2 separate regions of the Homo sapiens genome follow, and region 2 is linked to region 1. Evidence: chromatin loops called from intact Hi-C (ENCODE). Cell type or tissue: gastrocnemius medialis. All regions are shown on one strand. Links, peaks and the distances in the headings refer to the core of each region. The heading gives the core; the rest is flanking DNA.

Evidence for each region. Peaks named below come from ENCODE experiments on the same cell type or tissue, not always from the same donor. Only the 100,000 strongest peaks of a DNase experiment are listed, where the experiment ranks them.
Region 2: it touches region 1 in a loop (2.8-fold over the local background); 2 of 110 quality-filtered maps call a loop at or near these places.

The regions. Positions count from the first base shown.
Region 1 is chr4:123,239,380-123,252,039 of GRCh38, reverse strand. All of the region lies in intron 14 of AFG2A (AAA ATPase AFG2A), which reads right to left. Among named protein-coding and RNA genes, the nearest start is that of SPRY1, 150 kb to the left of the region's middle. In gastrocnemius medialis, for the core only: no CTCF peak of the experiment used is centred there; a DNase peak (open chromatin) is centred at 7,579.
Region 2 is chr4:123,295,775-123,308,434 of GRCh38, reverse strand. All of the region lies in intron 15 of AFG2A (AAA ATPase AFG2A), which reads right to left. Among named protein-coding and RNA genes, the nearest start is that of SPRY1, 95 kb to the left of the region's middle. In gastrocnemius medialis, for the core only: no CTCF peak of the experiment used is centred there; no DNase peak of the experiment used is centred there.

The sequences.
Region 1 (12,660 bases), core at 4,894-9,893:
CCCAAACTCTAATCATGGAACATCTCAAAAACTAATATTTCTTTTCCACTTTGGAAAATGCTGTTGTATACTTTTTGTATATGTTATAATACCTAGAAGAGGGTGATTGTCTATCAAATATATATCAATCAATCCTTAACTTACGTACAAATTAGCTGGCAAAAATTCAATTAGGAAAATCATAAAATAAATATATTTCCCTTGCTTAAAAATGAGTGTTTTAATTCTTTGCAGACAATTCTGTACACCTTAAAATGTATTTTATCAAAGAATTCAAAACTCCATTTCAATCATGGAAATCACTTCTTTCTACCTAAAACAAATACAGGACTTAGGAAATAAAGATGATTTCAGTAAATACATATTTAAAAAATTGAAAATGTTATCTAAGACAAATAACATTAATATTTATATAGCACTTAAGGATCTATGAAGCATCTTTCACATACTGTAGCTCATTTAATATTCCCCCAAATTTTGGGAATTAGATATTATTATATCCTTATTAAGACAAAGAAAATGAGGCCCAAGGTCGTACAATAACTTACAGAAACTGCGCTGAAATCTGGGGTTTCTAAATGTTGAAGCAGTCCTTTTTAATTTTACTATTTTGACACTACATGATACTCATTATTGATGAACAAACAAAATTCTCTTTCTGAAATATAACTAACAAACTTCAACAATTCTCTCATCAAAAAAATTATTAAGCATCTACTATATGCCAGATTGATTTACTTGCTGGGGATACAGCCTTGGAGAGCTTGGTTATTTTTTTAAAGTTGAAGTTGTCCTTTTCACCCTATTGGAATAATAAATTCTAGGCTATTTTAAAATTTCCTTTCTAATAGTTGAAAGAACACAGCAAAGGATATACAGCATACATGTCAGCTAAGTCACTGGAACACTCAGCATACATCTGTGTGTGCTTATTTATTTATTTTTTTTAGCTGTAGCTATCCTCAGGCAGTGCAGGTTGAGTATACTTCAATGATTATTATAACATTGTCTGGGCCAACAGCCAGCTAGGCTTTTTCTGGCCTGGTCTTGTCAGTGAAAGTTATGCTTAAAAAATAGTAGGAAAGAGCCTTCCTTCCTGTAGAACTCTGAATGAGTAAACACCCTTCCTAGAATTTCTTTAAAAATACTGTTTTGGGATATTAGGGTGGAAGAATGTATTCTGAATAATAGCATGTTCTATTATTATTAAAATCACTATATGACAACTCAATGAAAAAAGAAGCCAAGGCTTTCTAATATTCTGAACCCTATGGCTCCAAGGCCATGTTGGATATCGTGGTCTGTCCATTAAAACTTTATTAAAAAACACAAATCATAGAACAAACTCCCTTTCTGAGAAGTTATTCAAGACCTTGGGCAAGTCTCTACATCTGTAACAGCCTCAGTTTCCTCATGTGTGAAAATGAAGGCGGCTCTTTAATTACAGGTGCCTATGTGCATTTGACAGAAATTCCCCTCAAACTATACATACAAAAAATACTCCCAATTTTGCAAATAATTCCAGGGAGTTCACCTGAACTCTGCTTGTGTGCTCCAGACTAAAAATTATCGTATTGGATGACCTTTTAAATGGGCCTTCCAGCCCCCAGTTCTAGGACCCCCTGCCATTCTTATATAACAAAATATCCACAGCTTACACTGCATAGTCATTACTGTAAACATGTTAGTTTATTATGAAACCAATATCCTTCTTTTCTTCTGACCTTTATATCAAGGACTCAAAACATCTGGTATTTCACATGAAGGAGTCTTAACTATCAAACCTTATACCACAATTATAAGGCTGCCTTTTCTTTTTTATAAATTCTGAAATTCAACACTTATAGTTTCATGTTCTATCAAATGCTCAAATCTAATTTCATTAACATAGAAATACTTGTTCAGACAAAAGTATTAAAATAGACACCTTGAAAAATCAGGTCCCATTGGCTCCCATTCATTTAAAATAATCAACAAGGGTGTGTATGTGTATATAGGGAGTGCCTTCCTCTAGGAAAGGAAAGCAGCACTGAGCCTTTATACTTTAATAAAAACATATCAATGAATCATGATTCATGGAGAGAATAGTTCCAGAAACCAGGGAGAAAGGTGGATCTTTGGTAACGGCTCTGAATTATCTCAAAGAAACCTTGGATTTATTCTAGGTATCTATTTCTTCCTCTAAATCCAACTAATGCATAGACCTGGCTAACACTACTTAAATCTCTCTTAAACCTGTCACTTCTACCCATTCTTCTTTATTGTGTATTTGTGTGTTTGTTTACTGTCTGTCTTTCCCAACAGATTGTAGACTGTATGTAATGGCAGGAATCATATTCATTTTATTCAACACTGTAAGCTCAGCTATGGCACATATAAGGCACCCAATAAATGTTTACTCAGTGATATCAAGCCAACACAATCATTTGTCTAGAATATCATAACTGCTGTGCTAGTTGTTTTTCTGCCTGCAGTCTTATTCTTTCCTTCTTTTTCCTTGCTTTATCTACATCATGGCTAATGTGATCATTTTAACTGCAAATACCTTAACTTCCTATTTTCTAATCATTTAATTGCACATCAAAGAAAAAAGTCCAAGTTCAAGTATAGCATTTCTCACCCTGTGAGAAAAGAAAAGGAGCTGTAGATAAGATAGGAGTTACACTAAAATCATAGAAACTTGAAATGCTATACTTGAACTTGGACTTGCTTAGGAGCACCTAAACACCCAGTTAGTAAAACTCACCACGCTGCTTTCTGCCTCCCTGTTTTCGCACATATTTCTCCCTCTGCTCAGAATGACATTTTATCTCTTTGTCTATCAGGGAAGCTCCACTTCTTGTTCAAGTCTCAGCTTAAAAGTCTTCTCTTTTATTGAAACTTCTATGACTCTTCCAAGTACATAAATGAATTTTAAACTTGTAATTTGGCATACAAGGTTAAAAGTGAGGGCAAAAGAATCAGCTTAGCTGGAGGAAAATTCTAGCTCAAAAACTTATTAGCTGTGTGTTTGGACAAATCAGCAGGTGTTTTTATATCTATATTGATATAATGTGCTTAGCTCAGTGTTTGGCATATGGCATGTATGCTTCAGTAAGTATTAAATGCTATTATAGTGATTACTCTTCTTGTATAATTATCCTCAGTACTTGATTATGAGATCCTTGAACATAGGCAATGTTAGCAATCTCTGAATTCCTAATATATGGCAGATGTTAATGTTCTTTGAATAAATGGAACAATGAGCTACGAGGTTAGAATAATAGATTGAAAAGTCAAGTCAAAATACAGATTCTTGATTTTTATTTCTAAATCTCAATATTTAAAAAGAATTGATATTCAGCAATTCTCTACTTGCCCCCTTCTCTCCCTGCTTCTTACCATAGCCTCTGAAATGCTCAATTCATAACCCTTTCCTAATAGATAGAAGAAACATGCTTGTCTGCACAGAAACCTGATAGAGGGATCAGCTCTTACAGAGGCCCAGAACATTCCTGTATATATTAAATCTTTCCATGTGTGGGTTCACATTACTCAGCCAAGAGATGTACAAAGCTAACTTTTGAAAATGTTGCTGTATCTTTGACTTTAGCTGCTGTCTTTTAAAGCTTGAAATTCTCAATGTTCCAGGAATACGATTTCATAATATCTCTTATGCAATTTAGTAATTTTTAAAAGTGTAATTACACTGGGAGAAGAATGACTTTAGAGACTAATAAAATAAGCAGTAGTATGTAAAATCCATGAGAGCCTATGCAAGGAGCAGTCTGCATTATATTATTTGCTAATTAAGCTTTTGGGACATTGAAAAAGAATGTAAACTACTTCAGTCTGGGTAAGCATCTGCTGAACAGGCATCAGAAAACAAAAACAGATTTTATATAAAATTTGAATAAAAAAGTCTTAACTACCCACAAGATACTTTAAAAGTAACTAAAAAGACACCTACTAGACAATTTTTTTTTTGTGTGCAAAGCACTGTGAGGAAAATACAGAAGCATATGACTTGGTCCTTACCTTTAAGAACACTAAAAAGTAGAGAAAGATCAACACGCAAACAACTAACTGCAGCAAGCTTTGATCAACAGGCTAAGACACTAGTAGAAAATGATAAAATACACAATAATTACCAAATTAAGTAAGAATTTAAGGATGAGGTAAGTCAAATTATACTTGATTCATGCTGATACTAAAAGCCAATCATTTAATGAGATAAAACCAGAAACATTTACCTAACCCATACATAAAACTTTTTTGGAAAAGCAGAAATAGTTATGAGAGGAATGTGTTAGAGATCAAAATCAATCAGGCTAGGCACAGTGGCACACACACAACTGTAATCCCAGCACTTTGGGAGGCTAAGGCAGGCAGATCGCTTGAGCTCAGGCATTTGAGACCAGCCTAGGCAACATGGCGCAACCCCATCTCTACAAAACAAACAAACAAACAAACAAACATAAAAATTAGCCGGGTGTGGTGGTACACACACCTGTAGTCCCAGCTGAGGTGGGAGGATCACTTGAGCCCAGGAGGTTGAGGCCTAGGGAGGCATCCACCACTGCACTCCAGCCTAAGTGACAGGGTGAGACCCTGTCTCAAAACAAAAGATCAATTACCCTTAAAATAAGCAATAGGCTCTGTTAAACAAAGGAAACCAATTTTCATAATTTTTCTCTTAGAACTTTGGGCTTAGTAAACCTTTTCACAAGAAGTATTTTGAGATCTTTTAACTTTAGAATATAGCTAAGTGGGTAGTAATGATATATATATTTATGTTAGTATTAGTAGTAGTGATACACACACACACACACACACGCACGCAAGTAAGCACACACACCCTTTACATAAGTAACCCATTTGAGATGTGTATTTATGAAACCATGGGCAATATAATTTACGGGGGAAAGAAACTGTTTCCAAAAAGCCAAGGAAGGGAGATTTTTATTTGTATTTTTAAAAACAAAATCATTATTGGTACAGTAGGTGTAACCTTAAAATTAAGTTATTACAAATGGGTCAGAAAATGGAAAGAGAATTTCTAAGAGTCAAAATTAATTGATTTAAGATAAGGCTTTAATTGGAAACAAAGAGCTTCACATATTCTTAAAAAAATTCCAGAAACATTTCCCAAATCCAAATGAGCCGGGCTTTAAATGACAAGGAGGGGAAATTTACCAGATTGAGAAACTGTGAAAAGGCAGAATGAATATTATAAGCAAAGAAGAAAAGCAGTGCACAAACCATTCCTGGGAGGCGAAAAGGTTTACTGTGGTCACATGTAGGGCAGACTTTCCCAGTGGTTGTACTGGGAATGGATTAGAGGGTATGCTTAAGATATTGTTTCCTTCAGATCTCAGAAGGGCCAGAAAGCTCAGAGAAGCCAGAGACTTCAGGCAGTCAGACAGTGGTATCATCTGGTTATTATTCCATGTGTGACATGTCATGAAAAATTTTGGGAAGCACTGGTAGAGGATGCTTAGAAACATGGGGACATGAAGGTAGATTGAGAAAAAAAATCCACAGGTATAATTACATTACATATGGTATGTAATGCCAAGGAGTTTGGTCCTTATCTCACAGTCCGTAGCAAATTGCAGGTTTTTAATGAGGAAAGAGACAGGCTTGATTTTCTGTTGAAGAAAGTAAATGATTCTGGCAGCAGTGTGGAAGAAGCACAGGAACGAAGTGCAACTTCCAGTTAGGCAACTAATACAATTTCGAGGCCCTAAATTAGAACATGAATAATAGCAGAGGCAGTGAACCTGAACAGGACAATTTAAGAGATGTCTTTGAAGTATAACTGCACAATGTTTTCAACTTATTATTAGACACTTTCCCCTTTTGACAATGCCACTCCATTGTGCAAAGGGAGATAAAGATAAAAAAGCATTTATTTTAAATAGATTCGTAATTATTCTGCAAAGAGAACAATATCTGCTAAATTAAAACCTGGATCTTAACAATGTTCCATGACTTGACTTTTCAACTGGTGGACATGCTTTTTAAACAATAATTCAATTTGCATTAAAACTATTTAAGATAATCACTTCCCCATAAAGCTGAAAAAGTTGTGGGAGTCTTTAGTGCTTAGCTAGGCTTCACAGAGCAGTTCAGTCCCACAGATATTTGCTGAGTATCTACTATGTGTCAGGCATAGGATTAGGTACTAGGGTTATAAAGTTCTTTGTTCTTTAAAAAATAATTCATTTGAAACAGATTTCTGTATGTCAACATGTTAGCGTATATTTGTATTAAAACAAATAAATCAATCAGTCTTTAGGCTATCTGTCTAATGTTGGGCTTGCTCAGTTCTGCAAAAACCTGTAGCACTGTGCAAGAAAAGACTTGATGCATTTGACAGCAGGTGTTCAGGAAAAATGCACCACAGTAAATAGCAGCAATTGATGATGAGCACAAAATGAAGAGAACAGAAGAAAAAAAAATTTAGCATGCACACACATACACATACTTAAGTTATTTTATTAGCATATTTTCTTTGTCCATTTCTATTAAAGAGTCATTTTACAAGTCAAAACAGTATGTATCCAGCACTAATCCAAATTCTTCCTCTTGTAAAAAGTGAATCTGCTTTTTAAAAAACTATAGGGGCAAAGTGAAAACAATGCAAACTAACATTTCCTATGTCTCTATAAAATTCACTCTTTAAAAAGGGTCTCCATAAGATAGAATAGGAGTGAAGAACTTCCTTAGATATTTACATATTTTAAGATATTTAAAAATATATAAACCCATGGGTTCTTAATGGGGGTAAGGGAGTAGTGGCAGTGGGGACAAATGGCCTGTCCTCTGCTTCTTTTCCCAGCATCGTCTCCTGTTATTTGACCCCTCCAGGCCCTTTACTTTCTACCAATACTGAACTCCTTGTACTTCCCCTAAAATTGCTATGAGCATATTCTTCACACCTCTCTAATTTATAAATAGTGATCTCTTTATCTGAACAGTCCTGTCTACTCCCAGGCCATGTACTCCAGGAAAATCCTAGTTATTCTTTCAAATCATTTCTATACAAAGAAACTGTCATTTTCTTCTCTATATTACTCCTAAACATTGTTCACATTTCTTTTGCACATATCACACAACAGTTGTTTATATTTTCTAATGCCCCTGCTGAACCATAAGATATTCAAAGGACATATATTTTTTCCCAATTTAAAAGAAATCACAATGTAAGGTGATCTGCCTACAGACACCTACTAGGTATACAGAAGCATGCAGACAAGAAATATATAAGACAGCAGGTGGTACCAAAAACATGTTGCTCAGAATATGTTTCTGGATAACTAAGGTTTTTAACTCATTACATATAAACGATTTTTAAAAACCTAAAATGAAAGTCTTCTGATATATACTACAAAGAATGGATGATATGGTAAATGTAAACAAACAAAGGTTTTGTTGACTCAAAGTCTTCTTTTCCCTCTCCATCATTCTTAAACAATATTCTGTGCTAAAGTTATTAGATGGTGAGGATACAGATGCCGTAGGACAGATTTATACAATGTAACTTGAACGGGCACCACAGGACTGATGGGTTGCACAGTGGTGACGCCGAGTGGTGATGCAGAGCTGTGGATACTGCCTGCCTGCACTTGCAGAGGTCATCAATGTTTCCACATCCTCTGAGAGGAACAGCGTGTTTCTGTCTCTCACCCCAAAGAGACATTGTTTCTGTTTTCTATTCCTGCCACTCCTCAATTTTTTTTAAGGTACAAAATACCAAGATACAGAAGCTATTTCTTATCAGTCCCACCAGAGTGCAGCAGGGCTGTTTTATCCTTTTCTTTGCCTTGCGTTTTCTTTCTCCCAGGCTGGTCCCAGCCCATTTCTGAGTTCCGTCAGTCCTGCTTTGGCTGTTCAGTGCACCTTTCTTTTTCCTTGTCTCTGGTACCTTGTCTGATAATACAAGACATTACAAAATAATGTCTTTTTTTTTAATCTTACCTATTCATAGTTCAAAATTCTGGCTCTATTACTTACTGAGTTTTATTTATTTATTTGAGATGGGGTCTTGCTCTGTTGCCCATGCTGGACTGCAGTAGCGCGATCATGGCTCACTACAGACTTGACCTCCAGGGTCCAAGCGGTCCTCCCACCTCAGCCTCCCGAATAGGTGGGACCACAGGTGTGTGCTACCACATCTGGCTAACATTTAAATTTTATTTTTTTGGACAGACGGGTCTCCCTACGGTGCCCAGGCTGGTCTAAACTCCGGACTCAAGTGATCCTCCTGCTCAGATTACAGGTGTGAACCACCACACCTGGTTGTAACTGAATTTTTTTTTTAATTACAGGGTACATGTGCACAACGTGCAGGTTTATTACATAGGTATACATGAGCCATGTTGGTTTGCTTCCCCCATTAACTCATCATTTACATTAGGTATGTCTCCTAATGCTATCCCTCCCCCAGCCCCCCACCACCTGACAGGCCCCAGTGTGTGATGTTCCCTGCCCTGCGTCCAAGTGTTCTCATTGTTCAATTCCCACCTATGAGTGAGAACATGTGGTGTTTGGTTTTCTGTCCTTCTGATAGTTTGCTGAGAATGATGGTTCCCAGCTTCATCCATGTCCCAACAAAGGACATGAACTCATCCTTTTTTATGGCTGCATAGTATTCCATGGTGTATCTGTGCCACATTTTCTTAATCTAGTCTATCACTGATGGAAATTTGGGTTGGTTCCAAGTCTTTACTATCGTGAATAGTGCTGCAATAAACATACGTGTGCATGTGTCTTTATAGCAGCATGATTTATAATCCTTTGGGTATATACCCAGTAATGGGATGGCTGGGTCAAATGGTATTTCTAGTTCTAGATCCTTGAGGAATCACCACACTGTCTTCCACAATGATTGAACTAATTTACACTCCCACCAACAGTGTAAAGGCGTTCCTACTTCTCCACATCCTCTCCAGCATCTGTTGTTTCCCAACTTTTTAATGATCACCATTCTAACTGGTGTGAGATGGTATCTCATTGTGGTTTTGATTTGCATTTCTCTGATGGCCAGTGATGATGAGCATTTTTTCATGTGTCTGTTGGCTGCATAAATGTCTTCTTTTGAGGGATGTCTATTCATACCTTTTGCCCACTTTTTGATGGGGTTGTTTTTTTTCTTGTAAATTTGTTTGAGTTCATTGTAGATTCTGGATATTAGCCCTTTGTCAGATGGGTAGATTGCAAAAATTTTCTCCCCTTCTGTAGGTTGCCTATTCACTCTGATGGTAGTTTCTTTCGCTGTGCAGAAGCTCTTTAGATTAATTAGATCCCATTTGTCAATTTTGGCTTTTGTTGCCATTTCTTTCGGTGTTTCAGTCATGAAGTCCTTGACTAGGCCTATGTCCTGAATGGTACTGCCTACGTTTTCTTCTAGGGTTTTTATGGTTTTAGGTCTTACATTTAAGTCTTTAATACATCTTGAATTAATTTTTGTATAAGGTGTAAGGAAGGGATCCAGTTTCAGCTTTCTGCATATGGCTAGCCAGTTTTCCCAGCACCATGTATTAAATAGGGAATCCTTTCCCCACTTCTTGTTTTTGTCAGGTTTGTCAAAGATCAGATGGTTGTAGATGCATGGTGTTATTTCTGAGGCCTCTGTTCTCTACATATCTGTTTTGGTACCAGTACCATACTGTTTTGGTTACTATAGCCTTGTAGTATACTTTGAAGTCAGGTAGTGTGATGCCTCCAGCTTTGTTGTTTTTGCTTAGTACTGTCTTGGCTATGCGGGCTCCTTTTTGGTTTCATATGAATTTTAAAGTAGTTTTTTCCAATTCTGTGAAGAAAATCATTGGTAGCTTGATGGAGATAGCATTGAATCTGTACATTACCTTGGGCAGTATGGATATTTTCACAATATTGATTCTTCCCATCTTCCATTTGTTTGTGTCCTCTTTTATTTTGTTGAGCAGTGGCTTGTAGTTCTCCTTGAAGAGGTCCTTCCCATCCCTTGTAAGTTGGATTCCTAGGTATCTTATTTTCTTTGTAGCAATTGTGAATGGGAGTTCACTCACAATTTGGCTGTTTGTCTGTTATTGGTGTATAGGAATGCTTGTGATTTTTGCACATTGATTTTGTATCCTGAGACTTTGCTGAAGTTGCTTATCAGCATAAGGAGATTTTGGGCTGAGACGATGGGGTTTTTAAATATACAATCATGTCATCTGCAGACAGGGACAATTTGACTTCCGCTTTTCTAAATTGAATAACCTTTGTTTCTTTCTCTTGCCTGACTGCCCAGGCTAGAACTTCTAACACTATGTTGAGTAGGAGTGGTGAGAGAGGGCATCCTTGTCTTCTGCCGGTTTTCAAAGGGAACGCTTCCAGTTTTTGCCCATTCAGTATGATATTGGCTGTGGGTTTGTCATAAATAGCTCTTATTATTTTGAGATATTTCCATCAATACCTAGTTTATTGAGAGTTTTTAGCATGAACGGCTGTTGAATTTTTTCGAAGGCCTTTTCTGCATCTATTGAGATAATCATGTGGTTTTTGTCATTGGTTCTGTTTATGTGATGGATTACATTTATTGATTTGCGTATGTTGAAACAGCCTTGCATCCCAGGGATGAAGCTGACTTGATCATAGTGGATAAGCTTTTGGATGTGCTGCTGGATTCGGTTTGCCAGTATTTTATTGAGGATTCTCGCATCGATGTTCATCAGGGATATTGGTCTAAAATTCTCTTTTTTTGTTTTGTCTCTGCCAGGCTTTGGTATTAGGATGATGCTGGCCTCATAAAATGAGTTAGGGAGGATTCCTTCTTGTTCTATTGATTGGAATAGTTTCAGAAGGAATGGTAACAGCTCCTCTTTGTACCTATGGTAGAATTTGGCTGTGAATCTGTCTGGTCCTGGACTTTTTTGGTTGGTAGGCTATTAATTATTGCCTCAATTTCAGAACCTGTTATTGGTCTATTCAGAGATTCAACTTCTTCCTGGTTTAGTCTTGGGAGGGTGTATATGTCCAGGAATTTATCCATTTCTTCTAGATTTTCTAGTTTATTTGAGTAAAGGTGTTTATAGTATTCTCTGATGGTAGTTTGTATTTCTGTGGGATCGGTGGTGATATCCCCTTTATCATTTTTTATTGCGTCTATTTCATTCTTCTCCCTTTTCTTCTTTATTAGTCTTGCTAGCAGTCTATCAATTTTGTTGATCTTTTCAAAAAACCAGCTCCTGGATTCATTGATTTTTTGAAGGGTTTTTTGTGTGTGTCTATCTCCTTCAGTTCTGCTCTGATCTTAGTTATTTCTTGCCTTCTGCTAGCTTTTGTATGTTTCCTCTTTCTTCTCTAGTTCTTTTAATTGTGATGTCAGGGTGTCAATTTTAGATCTTTCCTGCTTTCTCTTGTGGGCATTTAGTGCTATAAATTTCCCTCTACACACTGCTTTAAATGTGTCCCAGAGATTCTGGTACGTTGTGTCTTTGTTCTCACTGGTTTCAAACAACATCCTTATTTCTGCCTTATTTTGTTATTTACTCAGTAGTCATTCAGGGGCAGGCTGTTCTGTTCAGTTTCCATGTAGTTGTGCGGTTTTGAGTGAGTTTCTTAATCCTGAGTTCTAATTTCATTGCACTGTGGTCAGAGAGACAGTTTGTTGTGATTCCTGTTTTTACATTTGCTGAGGAGTGCTTTACTTCCAATTATGTGGTCGATTTTAGAGTAATTGCGACGTGGTGCTGAGAAGAATGTATATTCTGTTGATTTGGGGTGGAGAGTTCTGTAGATATCTATTAAGTCTGCTTGGTGCAGAGCTGAGTTCAAGTCCTGGATATCCTTGTTAAACTTCTGTCACGTTGATCTAATATTGACAGTGGTGTGTTAAAGTCTCCCAGATTGCTTTATGAATCTGGGTGCTCCTGTATTGGGTGCATATATATTTAGGATAGTTAGCTCTTCTTGTTGAATTGATCCCTTTACCATTATGTAATGACCTTCTTTGTTTCTTTTGATCTTTGTTGGTTTAAAGCCTGCTTTATCAGAGACTAGGATTGCAACCTATGATTTTTCTTGCTTTCCTTTTGCTTGTGAGATCTTCCTCCATTCCTTTATTTTGAGCCTGTATGTGTCTCTGTACATGAGATGGGTCTCCTGAATACAGCACACTGATGGGTCTTGACTCTATCCAATTTGCCAGTCTGTGTCTTTTAATTGGAGCATTTAGCCCATTTACATTTAAGGTTAGTATTGTTATGTGTGAATTTAATCCTGTCATTATGATGTTAGATGGGTATTTTGCCTGTTAATTGATGCAGTTTCTTCAAAGCATCGATGGTCTTTACAATTTGGCATGTTTTTGCAGTGGCTGGTACTGGTTGTTCCTTTCCTTGTTTAGTGCTTCCTTCAGGAGCTCTTGTAAGGCAGGCCTGGTGGTGACAAAATCTCTCAGCATTTGCTTGTCTGTAATGGATTTTATTTATCCTTCACTTATGAAGCTTAGTTTGGCTGGATATCAAATTCTGGGTTGAAAATTCTTTTAAGAATGTTGAATCTTGACCCCCACTCTCTTCTGGCTTGTATGATTTCTGCCCGAGAGAGCCGCTGTTAGTCTGATGGGCTTCCGTTAGTGGGTAATCTGACCTTTCTCTCAGGCTACCCTTAACATTTTTTCCTTCATTTCAACCTTGGTGAATCTGA
Region 2 (12,660 bases), core at 3,251-8,250, 58 kb before region 1:
TCACCTCCTACCGTGTGGCCTGGTTCCTGACATGCTACGGACCAGTACCGGTGCATGGCCTGGGGGTGGTGGGAACCCCTGATCCAGATGTTGTCAGGTCTTCTTAAGTTCTTAGAATGAAGAGAAAGTAAATAACTAAAATTGTTTAATACTGTGATGTATGTTCATCTCAAGCTATGTTTTCAGTTTGGAGCACTACTCTGCATTTAGTTCTTTCTGTAGAACTAATTTCTAACATAAATTAGAAATTCTAGCAAGAATACAGCTATGCTTTTGTTATTTTTGAGAGATGCTTTCTTCGGTATCAAAATGTATCCCACAGGAACAGGAGCTTCTTTGTTGTATTGTCATAGAAAAAAACTGCACTGGAATGGAGCACAACTTCAGAAAATTTACAAACAGTGCAGTAACATATAGTCACGTGTTGCTCAACAACAGGGATATGTTCTGAGAAGTGCATTGTTAGGTGCTTTCACTGTTGTGTAGACAGACTGTCCTTACACAAATCTAGATGGTAATAGCCCATTCCACACTAGGCTATAGGGTCTATTCTATTGCTCCTACACTACACACCTGTACAGCATGTTACTGAATACTGTAGGCAGGCAACTGTAACACAATGTAAGTATTTGTGTATCTAAACATAGAAAAGGTACAGCAAAAATATAATATTGTAATCTTATGGGACCACCATTATGTATCTGGTCCATTGTTGACTGAAATGTTATTATGTGGTGCATGACTGTATATTATTTTGGAGAATTAGAATGGAATCTTTGCTAAAAAAAGAAAATTATGCAAATGGCGATTTATTGTCTCACTTGATGAAACTAACCTAAGATTACGGGATTTTCCTTTCTGTGTTAAGCTTTGGAAAAATGAGGTCTTTTCAGATAAATCTGTCAACATATCTCTCTATTTAGGAATGAATACTACAGAAACTGAGGGAAAAAACCCTTCAATTTAAACTAGGACCTTTCTCATTACTAGCTATAAAGTTTATAGGAAAACCTAATGAGATAAGTATGTGTGTGTTTGTGTGTTTGTGTGTGTGTGTGTATCTACACTGAACCCAGGGACCACCACAAAGCTCATCACTCTGCTGGCATCACATTCAAAATGCAGATGGAGCTGGGTGTAGTGGTGTGGGCCTGTAGTCATGCTACTTAGGAGGCTGAGATGGGAGGATCATCTGAACCCAGGAGTTCAAGGCCACGCTGGGCAACACTGCAAGACTCTGTCTCTAAAAAACAAAAAGCAAAAGTAGATAAAGTCTGGAACAGTTTCAGTGATGGGGGAATTCAGCTGAATTGTTCCTATGAGGCCATAAAGAACTCTGCTGAGTAGATGTATAGGTGAATAGACAAGTTTGAATCACAGACTGTCTGGAATGTTAAACTAACCCATTTAGAGAGAAAACCTGGGTCGCTCAAGCTCCTTAACTTCTTTGGCAAAAAGGATTTTGGAAGCTTTCCCCTAATCCCTTCACCATCTTGTCCTCTTCCCCCATAGGCTGCAGACTACATCATAGAAATGAATTACTAGCCAACTACCAGCAAGATTGCTTTTGCTATTAGGCTGTAAAAACAAAAACGTTTTGGCCAGCTCTATAAATCTGAGTATTTCATCTTATTCAGTTTTGACTAAAAAATGGATACCTGACCAGCCTGGCCAACAGGGTGAAACCCCGTTTCTACTAAAAATACAAAAAATTAGCCGGGTGTGGTGGTGCATGTCTGTAATCCCAGCTACTTGGGAGGCTGAGGCAGGAGAATCACTTGAACCCGGGAGGCAGAGGTTGCAGTGAGCCAAGATCGTGACATTGCACTCTGGCTTGGGCAACAAGAGTGAAGCCCCATCTCAGAAAAAAAAAAGAAAAAAAAATTGATATCCAAGCTTTAGAATATATATATATATACAGCTTTTTGCAAAGGTAAAACATTATCTGTTTGTGAAAATGAGAAAATAAGACAAAAAAATAGCAGAGTGGGCCCAAGATCTCACTGTCAGAGCTAGACGAAGACATGCCTTTGTTTCAGTGGCTATGACACTAATTTATTTGGTGCCAACATGTCACAAATTTTCTTTCCATTTGTTCAGCAGTAATAATAGATCTGACGATCGAATATCTGACAAAAACATAAAACAACAAAGGCAGGATCTCACAATGTGAAGGATTTAGGCATATTTGAAATGAATTCCTAGGACGTAGGAAAAGATTTTTAACAAAAATGTTTAGAAATCCTCACAGACACTGAATAAAATAGTAATTAGTTTCAAATGTGGGGAAAAAAGCAATGAAAGCAAAGGGACATGTGAGTATAAAGTTTCATGCTATGCTAGCTCTCTGAAAAAGCAGTTCCTTTATAACAACAATATAGCAATAACTGGATTACGCGAGACAGCTCCACTTGTGAGCAGTGTGGGGAAGCAACTCCGCGGGATGAGAAGGCTCTTGACCATTGAACCTTGGGAAATCTAATTACCTCACTTTTAAATGCAAAAGGGCAAAAGAGGCAATTGTGCAGAATTCTGAATGCCATGAAGAATAAGAACAATGTCTTACTTCACTGTGGAAAAAAATGAAACCTCTTATACATTGCCTACGGTTCTTTCCCCCAATTCATGAGACAAGAAGAGTTTAAACAGGTGGCTCAGCTTAGCAAAACAGAAACAGGCGTATTGTGAAAATTAAAACCAACATGGTTTCTAAGCAAGCAGTAATAATTTAAAAAAATGACGTGATAAAAAGTAACAGTCAAGGCAAAGACTGTTTACCAAAAACTAATCAACAGGAAGGAAAAGCTGAAAACGTTGGGCCCTATTCTGGGTATTCATTCCCGCTGTGCTTTAACTCTTCCCATGTTCTTTTCAGTTTCACAGTAGTACTAGGGGCTTTTCTGGTGCGTTGACAGATTAGAAACCCAATTGTAAATTTAAGCAGTTGCTTCCATTTCCAGATAAGACCTGGGTAGCGTCAGCATGTCCTCGCTATTGGCTGTAAACAGGTTACAATAATGACAACAGGCAAACATACCCATGAGAGTGGCACACAGGCGTGGGAAGAAGGGATGCTGCTGTAAGTGCGCCTGAGGAGTAGGGGAACCAAGAACCGCTCCCTTCCAATAGGGATGCCGAAATTCTAACTTGACCTTCCCCACTACATTCTTAACTGCCTCTCAGAGATTATCGATATCCTCAAAGAAAGGTGGAAGGGTAACAAAGGTCCGAAGGTGACTTAAACAACTACCTAATTTCTGCTTGGATCCTGTCATCCCCTCCCCACACTTCTGGCAGGCACAGGGAACACTTGGATCTGTGGAGAAAATGAAGCCAGCACTTTAAAATGTGTCAGAAGATGAAAAGTAGTTCCTGATAGCTGAATTCATTCACCTAGTTTAACCAGCATGTGGCAGGGCTGCTTAAAAGTTCATAGGAAAACTACAACTGCATCCTAGAGATTGTAATTTAAGAGTACACACAAGGTCATGGCTATGCAGCAATTTCTTGTGTGAGTGAGTGAACTGCACAGTTCAGGCTACAGTATCAGACGCGACCAAGCTGGAGGAGGGAGACACCCCTCACGTCCTTTTTCTGCAGCTGCACACTGAATCCACGTATTGGCAGAGATGCTGTCTCTGCGCTCGGTCACGGCAGCCTGGCTGCTGCCCCCGCTGTTCTGCATGAAGCAAGCACGCCTTCCACTGAGGCCGAAATGTGCTTCTCAGCTTCTTTGTATTTGAAGGGTACTAAATAGCTTTAAAGAATCTACCAAAAGAAATGGGCTGCAGTGCTTCAAAAAGTCTTAGGTATTTTCAAGAAAGTGGTTTTGTTAAAAGCATCTTCTGTCTGGAACACCTGTGACCTGTTGAGCTTAATTGGGCTGCAGCTGGCGATGATTGTGGTGCAGCCGCTGGAGGGCCCAGGCGCTGACATTGTGTTGCCTCTGCTCACCCGCCCCCTCGCTTTTCTTTTCACTTTCACAGCCTTGCGACCTCCTTCCTCTGTGTGTCTGAGGGATTAGGAACCCAGTAGAGAGTGATGTCCTGCTGTTTGCGAACACATGCACTGGAGGTGCTTCAAGGAGGAGGCTACCTGGGAGATTATGTGCTCATGTGGATGCAGGGGGAGGGCCCTTTACCCAGGCCCATTGAGACCTGATGAAAGGTGCTTGAATGGCCAGGCATGAAAGATGTGACTGAAGGGAGCACAGCAGGCTCCTGGCTGCAGAGCAGCAGATGGAAGTCAGACTATCACAGGCACAAACAGCAAGGGGTGCCCCAAACTGCCAAGAAAGCAGCTCAGGGAGTAAAATGGCATTGGAGAAGGGAATTCAGAGGTAAAGCAAGCAGCACTTATTTTTAAAATGCCACTTCACTGAAAACCATTTAAGCGGTGAGTAGAGTAGTATTTCAGAGGACAGATTTCAGATTTAAGGAATTACCTAACTTTTGCTCTTGGGCTAAATTCCCTTGAATCGTCTGCAAAATAGGCTTCATGATAATTAATCCATCTGGGATTATGTTAAAGTCATACAATCTAGGATGCCATACATAAGAAAATAAAAATTTCTGTAAAGACACACTCAAAGCTTAATGACATTAGAGAAGGGGAACACACTTGGTTGCTTAATTTTGCTGATTCAAAGTTGTTTTTGTTTGTTTGTTTTTGTTGAAGACAGGGTTGCTCTCTGTCACCTAGGCTGGAATGAAGTAGTTTGAACATGGGTCACTGCAGTCTTGACCTCCTGGGCTCAAGTGATCCTCCAGCCTCAGCCTCCCAAGTAGCTAAGACTACAGGTGTATGCCACCACGCCTGGCTTTTTTATGTTTTATAGAGATGAAGTCTTACCATGTTGTCCAGGCTGGTCTCTAACTCCTGGCCTCAAGTGGTCCTCCCCAGCTGGCCTCCCAAGTGTTGGGACTATAGGCGTGAGCCACCATGCCCGGCCTTAACGTTATCTTGAGGTCTTTGAAATATATAGCTAAAGTATATATTCAGTGTATAACCTTTCATTATAAACTTGCATGGTGAAGCCTAGTTTTTCCTTTTTAAAATTGTATTTACTTATTTGTTTTAGGAGACGGGGTCTTGCAATGTTGCCCAGGCTGGTCTTGAACTCCTGGGCTGGAGCAATCCTCTTGCTTCAGCCTTCCAAATAGTTTTTGTTTTTTAAAAATTTATAAAATTGATTATTCCACAGAGCTTTGGGGGCAGAAAAAATCTTGAGCTTTTATTTCATTGTTCTAGCATTTGCATCTATGGGGATTTTAAATGTTTCTAACTTTAATTGAATAATAATATGATAAAACAGAGTATTTTTAGTTTTAAAAATAACATACCAGTTGGTAAGGGAATGGAGAGAACAGGAACCACTGGGTAGGGAAGGAGAGGGATAAGAGAGCAAACAGATGTTGGGAGCCCCTTATTCTTTCATTTATTCAAGAAATCTTTATTGATCACCTACAAGGAAGCAGACACTGGGGAATACAACAGTAAAAAAACAGTCTTGCTTTCATGGAACAAGGTGTGCAAAAGCACTGGCTCATCTACCTAATCTTCAAGGTTCAGTGCAAATGTTTCCATTGAGGAGGCATTCCTAGAGGTGACCTCACTACCTCCTCATGCCTGCTTGTTTTAGGATCAGTTTTATAGTCCCATAGGTGCCTGTACTTTCCTGCCATATCGCAAATGTCAAGATATAGAGATATTTGTGTTAAATGTCTATCTCCCTTCCTAGCACAGAAATTCCATAAAGGCCCTGCAGCCTTGGTCCTGCTCTGCTTCCCAGACATACCCAGACAAGCCAGGTTAGCACATGGCTTGACCTACCGATCAACTCCAAAAAAAAAAAGGTCTCCTGCTAAGGTCATCTTTGAACAAAGATATAAACTAGTTTTTGCCTTAGAAAAAAAAAATACACACGCATATACACAGACACAGAGGCAGCTCCTGCTGGGACAATTATAGTCAAGATAATTGTCTACTATGGACTAAAAAGGCAAAAACGTATCAGGCACAGTAAGTCATCCTATGTTGAGGTTTGTATTTGTGGGTCCTTGTGGGGCTGATATCCAAGCTATAGCCAGAAAGCTGACAGCTCTGGAAGAGGCACCACACTTTGGGTAAAAGCACTCATGTAATGGGAGAGCTTGAGGTTGGTCCTGGGCAAAGAGGAGAGGAGGACAGGGGATGTCCTTGGGAGAAGAAAGCAAGCAAAGTTCCTGAAAAACTTCAAGACTCCTCCCCAAGTCTAGAGTGTCTCAACCTCCTTGCTGGTGCTCTGGGAGCTTGGGAGGAAGCGGCTCGGGGGATGGTGTGGGCAAGTGTGTTAAACTGGTTTTAATATTCCCCATGTTTCCTCATCTGTCAGACTTCTTTACTGCCAGCCCTCACATTTTGCCCCATTGACACACACATAAAGCTGCCTCCTGTGAAACTCTGTAGTTTCACCTGGGTAGTCTAGTTTGGGACTCTGGTCTCTCTGAGCACTTGTGTGGCATATTTGGTGGGGGTGGGTTGTTAGAGTCTTCTCTTTATACCCAGTCTTAATCTGTAATGCGTGTCTTTCACTACTTTCCCATTCTCCAATCTGGTGTAGGCTGGCCTGAGCTAATCAGCAGATTTGCTTGGCATCCCTAAATGATTTTACATTTAAAGAAGATGACATGGTGTTAATGGCTATCTGTGTTAAACAGGGGGAAAAAATGACTTGACAATCTGTAGCTAGCTAAGGGGCAGATGAAGATAGGTCCTTGTGAGTAACCAATAAGTATACCATTAGCACATAACATAGAGTGAGAAGAAAATAGGATTATTTATATTACACTTATTTTATGCATGTCATACTCATTGACAGTGGTATGCTTTTTGGAAGAAAGTTCTTTTTTTTCCCATCTAGCATATAAATAAATAAGGATGTAAATGAGGTGAAATCACATCATCCCAATTACATAAGATATTCTGAAAATACCCAGTATACACTCATGTATCTTTTTTATTTTTATATTTTTAAGGTGGTCTCTGCTTCCTCTGACTTGTAATACTTATGTTGTTTATAAGCCATTTATTTAGAAGCTCACATTATATTATTTTGTTTTAATTTCAAATAATAAAGCAATCTTTGTTACATGAACTAGATACTATTTCAATTGGTATTTCACTAATTTTGTGTGTTTGTTGGCCACATAGTAAAGATTCTTAACTGAGAGTCTATGGATATCTAGATGGATCTAAGAATACATTGAAACTTATGAAAACATACACCCATGTATACATATTATATATTTTTCTATAGCGAAGGTTCAAAACTTTCATTATAGTCTAAAAAGGATCCAAAACCAAAAAGGGGTTAGGAATCACTGCTCTATAGTAACTATATTTCAAATCTTCTTAAATCCTCTGAATGCTTCATAATAACACCTGCTTTCCCCCTTTCCAGATGACTTAGGCCAGAATACAGTTTGGCTGGAATTATCACAGTTGGGGAGTACAGAAAATACAAAATGGAGCTAATCATGCTAGAGGTGAGTGGGTTTTATTTTGTTAGATCCTTCTTTTGTACCCTAGAAAATTTCAACAGCTGCTCCTAAGTATAACTAAATGCTTGTTTAGATCTTTATCGACATGAAGAGAAACCTAAACACCTGTGTCTTATTTTCATCTACTAAAAAAAAAAAAAACAAAAAAAACATAGGATAATACAACTGAAAATTTAAGCACACTAGTTAAGGAATGCAAAATCCAAGTTCCCAAGATAAGATTAGACTTTACAAGTGGCATGTATTAACTATGTGTAATTTCATTTAAACTGTGAGTGAATTTAAATGCATACAGGTGTTGATGTTTGATAACAACACTATATACTGGGTATTTAGAAACTGAAGGAGTTGTTTCCTTATCTGCAAAATTATATGGGCTGTTGTCTTGTAAGGAGTGAGGTACACTCTGAACTCTATTTCCTGCAGGTCCACTAAAAAGGAAGCAAAGAAAGGGCAATCTCTGATTTTACTGATCTGAAAGCCAATAGCGAGATCCAGCTGTTGCATTTTAACAACAAAAAATTATATATGTGAGGTAACGGAAGGAAATAACACATACGTGTAAAAGCCACATAGGCCAAATTTTCATTATAGTTATTCTTTGTTCAGGCCAAGGTGGAGAATAAAGATGATTTAGGTTTTGAAAACCTTAACCAAAATACCCATGCATTTTTTTCCTCTTCTGATCATTGTCTATTATTTAATGTACTATCAAACTTAAACATTCTTTCTTAACTATTATTACCTAAACTCCCTTGCAAGAATGCTAATAAGAGAATAAGGTTTGTGTCGAATTCAGCAATGAGAAAAGCCAGAAAGTCTCCTAAAGAAAGATTTAAAACTATATGCTTGTTAAGCCTACACTAAAAATTATGAGAAAGGCTGTAATAAATAGCAGGCCACAGATATGCAAAGAGTTGTAGAAAAAGAAGGGTGGATGAAACTACTTGTTTTTCATGAATAAATCATGTTTTAAAATTTCATTTAAAAGGTGTAATTAAATTATCACTTGATAAGGTTGTTTTGGTATTAGAAATGCAGCAGTTGGTATACTTGAAGAATTAATGGTGAATTTTTAAAGGATAGATTATTCATCTAGTTTTTAAAATCTGAAGACCTAAAGTTGAGTAAATTTGAGTATGTACATTTAGTAAATTTTAGGACTGTACTCATATACTTTACATCACCATTTTAACTAAGTGAACTTTCTTCAGATTTCCAACCATCAAACAAACAAACAAAGTATCATTGGAAAGAGACCAGCAGACATTTGTAACTGAGCAGAAATTTTTCAGAGATGTGAGTCAACTGGACACAAGGGGATTATGATACAATGGAAACTATTTTGCAATCTTAGTCAATGTACTCTCTACTATGAATGATAATACATACACATGAAAGCACCCTATAATGTTGTAAAGAGGAGATAATTGAAACAAGTGCCAAGAATTTCCTCTTTAGGCTGTACTTTTTCATTTGGAGATCTAATCACTAAACTTTAGACAAGCTACACCTTGGTAGCAAGCATCTCCATTTTAGCATGCTGGCAACTAACTGGAAATGAAACCAGACCAGTTTTGACACAGTGTATTCAAGATATCTTTTGTACACATTTTAAGTTACACTGAAGAATGTGAGAGCCAGTAGAAATTCTTAATTACTTCACAAGTCTGTCCTACTTCCCACCAACTCTCTTCTCTTTGAAATAAATATATGTGTATCTACATGCATGCGTGCACAGACACACACACACACACACACACACACACACACACATTGGCAGATGCATATAAATTCACAAGATGTGGTGTAAGTTTAAGCATTATACTAAAATGTGATGTACATGTTGCCATCAGTAGTTCCAAGGCCTACCACTTGTGAGTCTTTTAAAATTAACTGGGCTGTTATGATCCTATCACTCTGGCAGCAACCTGGCATAGCTGTGCCTTTAACAAAATAATTCTGTAATAAAACGAGATTTTACATGCTGAAACAAAATATTTTAAAACATCTTGCTGCTGATTGCTCATTTTAATAATATTTGTGGAATTTAAACCCCCCACACACATCAACAAATGTTCCAATGGAAGATTACATTAAGTTTTGGGTTAACTTCAGAATTATTAATTTTTTATATCAATCTTTTAATGAACACTCTTGATTTGTTTTCTTTAAGAAAAATCCCAAGTCCTGAAAAGACTTTAAGGCTATGTACCTTTACATGCTGTAATAAACATGACCAGGGTAACTTTAAGCAAAGGGGACTCATGAGTGGTTTTCACACTATCTGTGAATGTCTCTGAGCAAGGTAGACTAAATTCTGTCTCAGCTACTCCTATTTCTCCAAATATGTGAAATCAGTTGTGACATCTGCTGTATATTAGGGCTGAACTGCTAGGGATGGAAAGCCAATTTGAATCCAAAAGGAGGAATTTATTGTAATGATATTATTGGGTCGAACTGAACTTAAAGAAAGCAGTGTGGCTGGGCCTCAGCGGACCAGCTGGAAGCAGGGCCTGGGATGCCATCGGGATTCCGTCTCGATGAAGAGAGTTTTTGTCTCTGCTTCTCTCCGTACTTTGGCTTCACATGACCAGGAACAGTTGCTGTGTTTTACATCTCACAGCTTCACCCACCAGAAAGCCCTCATTTTCTCAATTCCAGTAATCAAAACCCTACAGAAAGTCTCTGATTGGCTCAGTCTAGTTGTCACTATGATGAGGACAAACTGAATTAGGTCACTTCCTATGCACCAAATCAAGTGTGTGTGTGTGTGTGTGTATGTGTATGCACGCATGCATGTGTGTGTGTGTTTTCACACTGTGACAACAGAGCAACTCTGTAGTTTTCTAGGGGGAGGAAGTGAAGATCCTTAGGAGGGCTGGATAGGTAATCTGAGTCAGGCCGATTGTTGGTTGGTGGAGGAAATGAGAGAGAGGATGTAAAAACTGCCCTCTATCCTTTTCTATGTATATGTAAATTTGTGGTGCTTATACACTGCTTCCTCTCTTCTTTCTGTCTTGGCAACACAATGCCTCAAAATGTACTATTGCAAAGGTGCCATTTTGGAATTCCTGCTCAGTGGTGCATGCTTCCAAAAAACGGTGTTCAGCGTGCTGCAATGGGGCTGCTTGTTTCTAGTTGCCATTTTCTTTTTTCTTTTCTTTTTTTTTTTGAGATGGAGTCTCACTCTGTCCCCCAGGCTGGAGTGCAGTGGCACAATCTCGGCTCACTGCAAGCTCCGCCTCTGGGGTTCACACCATTCTCCTGCCTCAGCCTCTGGAGTAGCTGGGACTACAGGCGCCCGCCACCACATCTGGCTAATTTTTTGTATTTTTAGTAGAGATAGGCTTTCACCGTTAGCCAGGATGGTCTCGATCTCCTGACCTTGTGATCTGCCAGCCTCGGCCTCCCAAAGTGCTGGGATCACAGGCATGAGCCACCACACCCGGCCTCTAGTTGCCATTTCCTTAGACCTTGCTGTTCATTAGTAGTCTAGGTAACATTTTGGGCTATACAACTGATTTCTAGGCCACAGATATCATCCAAAATAGGATAAAGTTGAAAAGCCTCAAGGGCCACCAATGAACTTCTTTGAAAATGATTATGAAATTTGTAGGAACAATTAGGCCATTATTTTTGAATGATGATTCCAGTATGGATTATGGTCAAAGTTAGAAAATGCTATCTTTGTGTTAAATCTATTGGCAAAGAAAGAAGTCTAAATGAAAATCAGAAGAGAAAGCAAACAAAAACAACTTTTTTTGTGGGTAGGGGAGGGGTCATGAATGGCTAATAGATTACAAAACTCCAATCTGGGGCGGTTCAGTTTGGAAGTTTATGGAAATGTTATTTGAAGATAGTCCCTACAGTCAATTAAAATTGTGCGTATAACTGGAAATATGTGTTGGAGGGGAAGAATGAGGTACACAGCATTTCAAGCCTAGAGAACTTTGACTTCATGCTATAATTCTGAGTAGCTAAAAAATGATTTGAAGTATCTTTCACAACAGCTCCACCCCACTTTGTAAACTTGCTCAATTCTTTCTCCTTAGAAAATAGGAGAAAGGGGAGACAGAGGAGATTGTGAACACTTAGGGAAAAGATAATGCTATTTGTTTTCTTCTTAATATTTTTTAACGATAGAAAATTCAAACACATACAACAGTACAGAGAACAGTATACAGTGAAATCACTCGCCTGCTACCCAGCTTTAACAATGACCAACTCATGACCAATTTTGTTGCATCTACACTGTAATCCTATCTCCAACACTGCACTGAATTTTTTGAAGCAAATCTCAGAATCACAATATTTAACCCATAAATATTTTAGTGTATTTCTAAAGATATACTGTAACACTTTTATGCCACATTAAAATTAGCTACATTTCCTTAACATTATCAGTATTTAGTTAGTGTTCACATTTACCAGTCAGTATATTTCACAGATGGTTGGTTTGAATTGGGATCAGAATAGGTGTGACACATTACATTTAGTTACTATATCTCATATCTAAGGGATTTCTCTTTCTCTTTTCCCTTAAAATTTATGTTCAAGAAACAGAATTATATATCCTATCCAGTCTCCCATATTCCTTATTTTGCTTCCTGCATCCCTCTGGTGTTATTTAACATCTCCTGCCTCCTGTATTTCTTATTAACTTGTATTAAGATCTAGAGGCTTGGGGAGTTTCAGGTTTGATTTTTTTTTTTTTTGAACAAGTACTTCATAGGTATTGCTGAGATGCACATAATGTATGGCTGCTCTTCTTTTCATGTGTTAGTAGCCACTTATGATTGTCCAGGTCTTTTGATTCATGAAGGGCTGCAAAATGATGCTATCCTATTTCTGTTATTCCTTCTTCATTCATTAGCTGGGATATATTGATAAAGGGACGCTTTCCCACCTCTCCTGCCACCTTCCCGAAAAATGTTAGCATAGTATTCACGCTTTTCTCTGCTTTATCTTTTTTTTGTTTTGTTTTGCTTTTGAGACAAGATCGTGCTCAGCTGGTGAGGTGGTGTGATGCTGGCTCACTGCAGCCTTGATCTCTTGGGCTCAAGCCGTCCTCCCACTTCAGCCTCCCAAATAGCTGGGACTACAGGCACGCATCACC